Regions from separate parts of the Homo sapiens genome. Here region 1 is linked to region 2. A link is an interaction called in ENCODE POLR2A ChIA-PET data of the cell type or tissue named here. Cell type or tissue: IMR-90. All regions are shown on one strand. Links, peaks and the distances in the headings refer to the core of each region. The heading gives the core; the rest is flanking DNA.

The links. ChIA-PET counts read pairs that join two places held together with the same protein. Peaks named below come from ENCODE experiments on the same cell type or tissue, not always from the same donor. Only the 100,000 strongest peaks of a DNase experiment are listed, where the experiment ranks them.
Region 1: POLR2A ChIA-PET joins it to region 2 with 8 read pairs; 1 of 35 experiments calls an interaction of 5 or more read pairs at or near these places.

Annotation. Positions count from the first base shown.
Region 1 is chr6:131,817,708-131,822,113 of GRCh38, reverse strand. The region is part of intron 1 of ENPP1 (ectonucleotide pyrophosphatase/phosphodiesterase 1); the gene reads right to left. It also overlaps the pseudogene SELENOKP2 and the pseudogene RN7SKP245. Among named protein-coding and RNA genes, the nearest start is that of ENPP1, 12 kb to the right of the region's middle. In IMR-90, for the core only: no CTCF peak of the experiment used is centred there; DNase peaks (open chromatin) are centred at 2,073 and 2,433.
Region 2 is chr6:132,367,563-132,371,968 of GRCh38, reverse strand. The region is part of intron 4 of MOXD1 (monooxygenase DBH like 1); the gene reads left to right. Among named protein-coding and RNA genes, the nearest start is that of MOXD1, 32 kb to the left of the region's middle. In IMR-90, for the core only: no CTCF peak of the experiment used is centred there; a DNase peak (open chromatin) is centred at 2,248.

The sequences.
Region 1 (4,406 bases), core at 110-4,109, 550 kb after region 2:
GTTGTTTCCTGCTTATTTCCCCGACTAATCCAAAAGTAGATAAGACCAACAGAGTCTACTCATAATGCTCCTAAACCACACTGTTCCCACATGAATATTTCATTCACCTGTTTCCTAGTATCCCAGAGATTATAATCGAAATGGTGCTGGGTGGCAGTTTATAGGAAGCTAGTGTGTTTGGATGATGAAGTATTATGGAATAAACTCTGGGCCAAGGACATTTAACCTGATTTTACATCACCTGAAAAAGCGTTGGTATAAGATTCCTTTGTTTTGGTTTTGTGTCAAGTATACTGTTGATTGTTGAGAGGGGACTGCAGTGGAAACTTGGAATTGGATAGTTCCATTGATCGTGCGATGGAAAGCACCATCTACATGATATTTTGATAGATGGATGGCTGAATTGGAAAAACATCTGAATGTTATCAGGTAACAGCAAAGACAGAAGATTGGCAACGCTAAGGGCAATAAAGAGCAATTAAAGGACAAGCCAGTGCAGAGTAAAAGAAGGCAATTAAATTATAAGCAACACACGAGAGCACAGGCAGGTTCCTGAAAGACAGAGATGGTATATGCAAAGGGAGGAGACTGTGCCATGTTCTGTATGTGCAAGAGCAATGGGGCTACTTGTATCCATGTGCCACTGAGGTTCATGGAAGGAAAGGGGCCAAATGCAACCAGCGGTAGCACCAATTCAACCTAATGCAACCACAGTTGAGGTCATGGAGGCCCATTGAGTTTTTTCATTTTGTTTTAGGTTTCTAATCACAACATCATGTATGAAGTCAGTGGCACAGCGAGGGTTAATTAGAATTCTCAGCTACAGAAATTCCAGATGTGGTGCCTTCTGTGCTGTCTCATAGCCTTATGGAGTGCTGATATTCAAACTTAATTGTTCAGACAAACCTCTGAGGATCTATGAAAATGCAGATCTTGGTTTAGTAGGTCTGGGGTGGGGCCCAAGATTCTGCATTTCTTACAAATTCTAAGAGGATAATGCTGATATGTCAGTCTGCAGACCACACTTTGGGTAGTTAAGGATGTAAAGTGCCTTCTGAGTAAGGTAAAATAAAAAATTCTCAGTCACATTGAAGCTTATCAACAATAACAAGAAAAAACCACTTATTCAGGGCATATTATGCACCATTTTGTACACATTATATAATTTACTTCTCCTAACACACTCTAATATGATTTTGTCTCTATGCTACAGTTGTGGTACTATTTAGGAAACTTTTTTGTCTGTATTCAAACAGCTAGTAACCGTAGCAGGATTTAAACCTGATTTTGTCTGACTCCAAAACTATTCACCAATAAACTACAGAGATGAGATTAACAGAATTATTGATTTTGTGATCTTGGAAAGTCTCCAAACTTTCTCTGAGCCATGATTTTTTCATCTCTAACATGGGGATGGATAACAGCAGAGCTGTGGTTTGGACTAATGAGGTAGGAGATGTAGAAGTATTTTGAAATTTATAAAAGAATGTAAGGATACAATCATTGTAACTAGGTTAATTTTCACTCTCCTCTCCCTAGTTCTTGAGAGTTTGTTTGGAGGTTCTAGCAGGGGAGTGCACCTATTCATATACCCTTGACCAAAGACTGGTTCTCATCTATGGGAGATGGTCATCTTCTTCAACCGAGCGCACATCTTCGGGAGGGACACACGTGGAGTAGTGAGGGAGGAAGGGGACACCCGCCTAGCCAGCCAGATAGCCAAATCAGCCCTGGCGATCAATGGGGTGATAGAAGTCACAGCCAGATCGCCCTCACATCCCCTAGTTCTGAAAAATATTACTGAAAATATTACTGGATGTACACCTATTTCCTAAATATTTGTAAATATATTCACGAAATTTTTCTTATCAGGATCCCATTATACTTCTAAAAGTTACTAACAACCCTAAGATGCCTTTTCAGATGATTATGGACATTCTTCTTTAAAACCACACCAAAATTCTAAAAGTAGTAATCTCTTAAACTATGACCAGTCGCTCCGAAGCAGGGAAGGGGGGCAAGATGGTTTACATCGCAAATGGACAAGTGCTGGACAGCTGGAGTCAGTCTCCATGGAGATTATCTTTGATAACAGATTTCTTATGGGGAACAGCTGAGTTTGTGGTTTTGCTTTTCAAAACTCTGCTTCAGCAAGATGCGAAAAAAAAAAAAAAGAAGCTATGGAAACTCATCTGATTCCAGATATGATGATGGAAGAGGGCCACTGGGAAACTCTCCCCAGAGAATTGGTCGAATCAATCATTTGCGTGGCCCCAGTCCTCCTCCAATGGCTGGTGGATGAGGAAGGTAAATGTCTGCTCTATGAAGCAGACAACTGGACATGCATATTCATAGCAGAAAGAAACCATCAAGAAGTGGGGGGCTGGCCATGCTGGAGCAGTAGACAAATGTGTGTGTCTAAATAGGGACTGCTCTGTGTTCTCACAGATGAATGAGGTAATGCTGGGAATTCCCTCTGCAGGGAACTGGCTGACTGACATGCAGTTCCACAAATGCACGTTTGTCTCATTATCTTTTTTGTATAGTTTATTAAAGTATTAATATAGTTTCAATAAGTAAGTATTTTTAGGTTGCAAAATGAACTCATCTTTATATTAAATTCACAAAAAAACTGAATCTGAAGAATATAACTAAAAGGCTGTGTATTTAACATTTAGTGTCACCTTTTCAACTTCTGAAATACTGTTCATTGGTAATTTGTTCTCATTTATAAATCACATTGTATTCATTTCGATAGAATGCATATATCTGTGCTCTTGAATTAATTTTTATCTTATATTTGTCTTTTGAAAGAAGTAAATTATGGCATAAAAATGGAAAAGGTATTACTGAACTTTACATACTGTTACATTAAAATCCATTAGTCTATCTTGCACTTTGAATGGAAATTATACCAATGCATAATTTTGTAACATCATCCACTCATCCTTTGGAAAATATTGGTTCACTAAGTTCTATCATTCTTCCAAATGTTAACGCATGTCATTAAACAACATGAAAAAAAACCACATTCCTCGCTATCTTCATCAATTTTGTGTAAGGATCAGGAAGCTGTTACACTCAAATGGCAAATACAAGTTTTTCAAAATTCTAATTTTTGCTTGGAAGCTCAGATTTTATCATAGACAGCTGATAGCTTCATAGGTTTTCCTTGAAGGGACAAGCTAACATCACTCATTTTTGAGAAAATATGTCAAATAAATAAGTCTAAATAAAAAGCTTGTCAGTTCTTTCAAATAAAAATGGTGTTCTTTGAAAAAAAATTAGTTCAGCTTGCAACTTAAACAACCGCACAGCTGCTTTTCCTCTAGAAAACAGTACTTCAGTATGCAGCAGATATGCTACATGCATACTTCCAATTGTGTCACATAGAATATCAAAAAGACAGGTAATCTAGGTTTCAGATTATTAAATCTGCTTCATCAAGGACATTTTTTTTTTTTTTGAGACAGAGTCTCGCTGTGTCACCCAGGCTGGAGTGCAGTGGCACGATCTCGGCTCACTGCAACCTCCGCCTCCTGGGTCCATGCCATTCTCCTGCCTCAGCCTCCCAAGGAGCTGGGACTACAGGCGCCCACCACCATGCCCGGCTAATTTTTTCTGTATTTTTAGTAGAGACGGCATTTCACCGTGTTAGCCAGGATGGTCTCGATCTCCTGACCTCGTGATCCACCCGCCTCGGCCTCCCAAAGTGCAAGGATTACAAATGTGAGCCACCGCGACCAGCCTCATCAAGGACATTTTTATTGCTTCATCTAAGCAATAAAACATCTAAGGTGTTCTTTTTAGTGAAATGGCTTTTTTTTTATTGCAAGTGCATGACTACTTGTACAATTGGTGTCATTGCAATGACGTCTGCTAAGGTGCCATCACTCCTTTAATACCACGGTGTAAAAGTCAACACAGTGAAAGGGCAAATAATGTCTTAATCTACTGAGTTTCTTTTCAATTCTCTCTCTCTAACCATAAGAGAGCATCAAGATCCCCCAGATGCTTGCTAACGTCAAAAAAAGCTTTCTAAGCAGGAGGGGGATCGGGAAACACATCTTTAGGAACAAGCTAGTTTCTCAAAAATATTCACCTGAAAACCAAGATAGTGATTTTTTTTTAAGACTCTCAAATCACACCTGTTATAGGATGTTTGCCAGCTAAGTCTGTGCAAAGTCCTGAAATACGGTGAGAAAATGGTCAATCCATAAATGAGAAACACTTGTGACAATTCGCTGTGACAATTTACTTCCTCCAAAATGATTTTCTTATGCATATTATACATATATATAAAATATGGAGATATGTACATACACACGTGTGTGTGTGTGTGTGTGTGTGTGTGTGTGTATGGAGAGAGAGAAAGAAAGAGAGACAGAGAGAGATTGAGAGAGAGA
Region 2 (4,406 bases), core at 204-4,203:
AATTCCACAGAGGCCAAAGGTATGATCCATGCTCTCAAAGAACTTACAGTGAGATTGGGGAGACATGGCCAAGACACAAGAAAGAATAAGATAGAATTAAATAGTGCATACAGAATACTGTAAACATTCAGAAGGCCAGATGTTGCTGCCTTTCTGTCAGTTCCCAGACTATGTAATGAAGCGATGTGGATAAGGAATGAATTGCCAGACTCTGGAATCTAGAGGGAAATACATGGGTTTGAGAATCATAAGTCCACCCTTTAATTAAACTATGTGCTCTCAGGTAAGTCACTCTGGGGTAATGCTGTAGCCTTAGGTTTTCTCATCTGTAAAAGATGGACAGCCATAACACTTTTCCTATCAACCTCAAGACATTTTAGCAGAGATAGAAACACTGAGCACATTCTATAAGTTTATTCGTGGCTAAAATTTGTTAATTTCTAATATATTTCCCTAGTTTTCTTTTGTTTACAAATATTTTTGTTTACAGTTCTGCCTTTGGTTTACAAAATGATTCATAACTACATACAGAGGCAAAGGGAGTGGCTTTAGGGAATGTTATTGAGTTAATATGTAGTCCTAAATATTTATAGGTTATTTTTGCAAACAGGAGACTGTGACTGCAGGTGAATCATTTACCTCTGTGCAATAAGTTATTTTCTACTTTGTGTATGGAAAAGGGGAATGCAAATTCTAATTTTGTATAATTAATACCATGCCCAAGTCCTTCCCTTGTACCAATGAAAAGTATTCCTCAGGAAAGAGAATGTTTCATTTATATGTACTGTATGTCATTTGCAGTAAATTTAACTGGAACCAGGCTTAAGAGGCAAATGTAAAACTGTAGATTCAGAAATAGAAACAAATGTTTCAAACAACCGGTCCTTTATCCACTTTCTGGCAAACATTAATTGTAAATTTCTTAACCACTTACTGTGAATGCATTTTTATTCTTGCCATTGTTAATGCTAATAATTGAGTTGAATGAAATAAAATAATTATGTATGTTTCAGGGAGGTCAGTGTATGTTTCAACCCTCTATGTAGGATATTTGCTTGGTACCTCATCTTTCTTCACTAACTTTCCTATATGAAGCATATTAAATGATACTCAGATAAACTTTCCTATAAGAAGCGTATCAAGTAATTCTCAGACACATGAACTTAGAATTAAGTACTTTTGGGAATACATAGCTGTCTTCACTAGACATTTGCATTAACATGAAAGGCATTGGAGCATTTTTTGCAATGTTTGGAGGTCTTCTAGACAACAAAAGTTATTTACCTTGAGCAAAAGGGATTTGAGGGAAGGACAGTAGGTCATAAGGGAGTGCTCATACAAACTTTTGTTGTTACAGGGGACAGAGGTTTGGTGGCTAGAATTTAAAATCCTATTATTATGTGAGAATACCACTTATAGGATAGATTCCTTATCTTGCTAAACCTTAAAATATTTTAAAGTTTATTAAGTATTATGAAACATTTTCCTTGAAAATTAACTAAAATAGGATATTATTCAAAAAATAAAGAAAACTCTACTGAAAAAATAAATTCAAAATATTTAGTAATATGTAAGTGGTTTTAAGGCAGCCTTTCAAAACCAGTTTTCATTTGCAACTTATTCAAGATTTCAACAAAATTTTAATGATGTAGAATTCATAAATCTAGGACTTGCCTTAAGTTGTCTGATTTCCATGCTCTTTTTTCTAGTAGAGAGGATTTCTAATAATTTAAGAAAAGTGTATATTCTTTCCATAAAATCAAAGACTCCTATGTTTTGAAAAGCCATCAGTTAAGAGCTTCTCCTTATTTTTCATTTTATGTTCCATAAATCACTGTATCAAAAAGCCTCAGTCCTTTTCTTCTGCAAACAAAAAGTACTTTCACAGAAATGAGAAGATTGATTTTATATCATATTGTGTGGTGTGTCATTTGCAGTGAGTTTTAAGAATATCGATCACAGTTGAATTGTGAGAAGTCAGTTTCATTTTCTGGTGTCTAATTCGCACAAAGAATTTGTTTGTATTTGCAGTTTAAATGTTGATAGTGCCTAGACCCACTTATCTGTGGTTCCATGGGTTAAGTTGCCCATGGTCAACTGTGATCTGAAAATATTAAATGGAAGATTCCAGAAATAAACAATTCATAAATTTTAAGTTGCATGCCATTTTGAGTAGCTTGATGAAATCTTGCACTGTCCTGCTTCATTCCAGCTGGGACGTGAATCATTCCTTTGTCCAGCATATTCACACTGGAAACGCTGCCCATCCGTTAGTCACTTAGTAGCCATCTCAGTTATTAGACTTACTCTTGCAGTTATCAGATTGTCATGGTATCAGAGTTCTTGTGTTGAAGTCACCCTTATTTTCTTTAACAATGCACCCCAAAGCACAAGAGTAATGATGCTAGCTAGCAATTCAGATATGCCCGGGAGAAGCCATCAAGTGCTTCTGTAAGTGAAAAGGAGAAAGCTCTCAACTTCATAAAAAAAAAATGATAAGGTTGTTAAGACCTATGCTAAGAATGAATCTTCTCTCTGTGAAATTGTGAAGAAGGAAAAAGAAATTCATGCCAATTTTGCTGTCTCACTTCAGACTGCAAAAGTTATGGCCACAGTGCATGATAAGTGCTTAGTTGAAATGGAAAAGGCATTAAATCTGTGGGTAGAAGACATGAACAGAAACGTTTTCCGATTGACAGCAACGTGCCGCACTAGAAAGCATTGAGCCTATACAAAGACTTCAACAAGGGATTGCCTGAAATGAGTGACACCAAGCCATTTACTGCAAGTGGGGAATAGTTGCAGAGATTCAGGAATATAGATTCTGATCAGTAGTAGCCTAATACTATGTCACAATACCTACGTTATTCATTATGCTCCATCTCATTATGTAGGGATTGTATCATCTCGCATCACAGGAAGGGTGAGTACAGTATGATAAGATATTTTGAGAGAGAGAGAGACCACATTCACGTAACTTTAATTACAGCATATTGTTATAATTGTTTTGCTTTATTATTAGTTATTGTTATTAAGCTCTTACAAGAAAGTATTTGGAAATCTCCTAATTTATAAATTAAGCTTTAATGCATGTATAGGAAGAAGCATAGTATGTGTAGAGTTTGTAGTTTCTGCCATCCACTGGGGATTTTGCAATGTTTTCCCCTCAGATGAGGGAAGACTACTGCATACATTTCATACTTATAATAACTATAAGACTAAGCAAAGAAAATATATCAGTAGTTTGATAAGAATGACTAAATTTAAAAATATTTATTACATTTAAAATTTAAATTTTAACCATGTAAAAATTATTTGCTTCTAAAATTATAAAATAAGGTAAATAATCTCTAAAATGACTAAAATATAAAATAAACATAAATGATTTTATCTCTAGAAAAGATAGGATTATAATACAATTATTGGCTGTTGAAACTCGTTTGTGATCTCAATTTATTGATTTGTATTTTGATTCTTAACAAAATGTTGAAAATTGTGGCTTGAAAATGTGGGTATTATCAGATGACAGCATATCACATTGCAGGTGAATATGGAAATTGTAGAAAAGAATATTCTTGGTAATTTATATTTAAACTGTACTTCTCATGTGAGGTCATCTCTTTGTCAGGTACTCGAGACCACTCTGCAGCCCACCTCTCCATATTTCAGCATGACTCTTTTTAAGCTTTATTTTAGATGTGACTTTACCGTAAATTTAAAATTTTTTAAAGACGGTTGATTCTACCACTCTCTTTAGTCAACAGTAATGGCATTGCCATGACTATTAGTCGTGGTTGGATATACTTTGCTAGAAATGGGGGTTATTGAATTGGCTTAACACGCTGCTTTTTTTGAGGTGCTTTTATTGTCCTGGAATTCTCATAGATGAACTACACTCCTAATATATCTGTTTAAATGTGATGTGTCTCATTCCATTTAATAGAAAATTTGCTGATGGCCTATTATGGCAAAGGGGAGAAAAAAAGAAAAACAGCCAGCCAAAATCATCATCCCTTAGTCCTCTCTCCTTAAAGGACTAGCTCCCTAAATAGGGAGGCAGTACACCTCATACTACGGTAGGTGGGTTCCGTGACTGGATGGATAGTTCAGGTTTGAATTCCTTCTTTCCATTTATTAGTCATGTAACTTACAGAAAAGTTGTTAGCCACACACAGTTCAGTATTTTCATTTAAATGGAAATGGTGCCTCCTAATGGAATTGCTTACATTAAGGATCAAACAGGAGTTGTTGTTTTTTAAGCACTTAGCACAGTATCTGACACTTACAAAACTATTAATAAACTCAACTATTATGATCAGGCAACTATTTATTTTCAATGTTGCTCCCTGAATGACTTTTCATTGAAAACTCCCATTTAGTGAGAAGGCCCGGAAAAGGATGCAGTA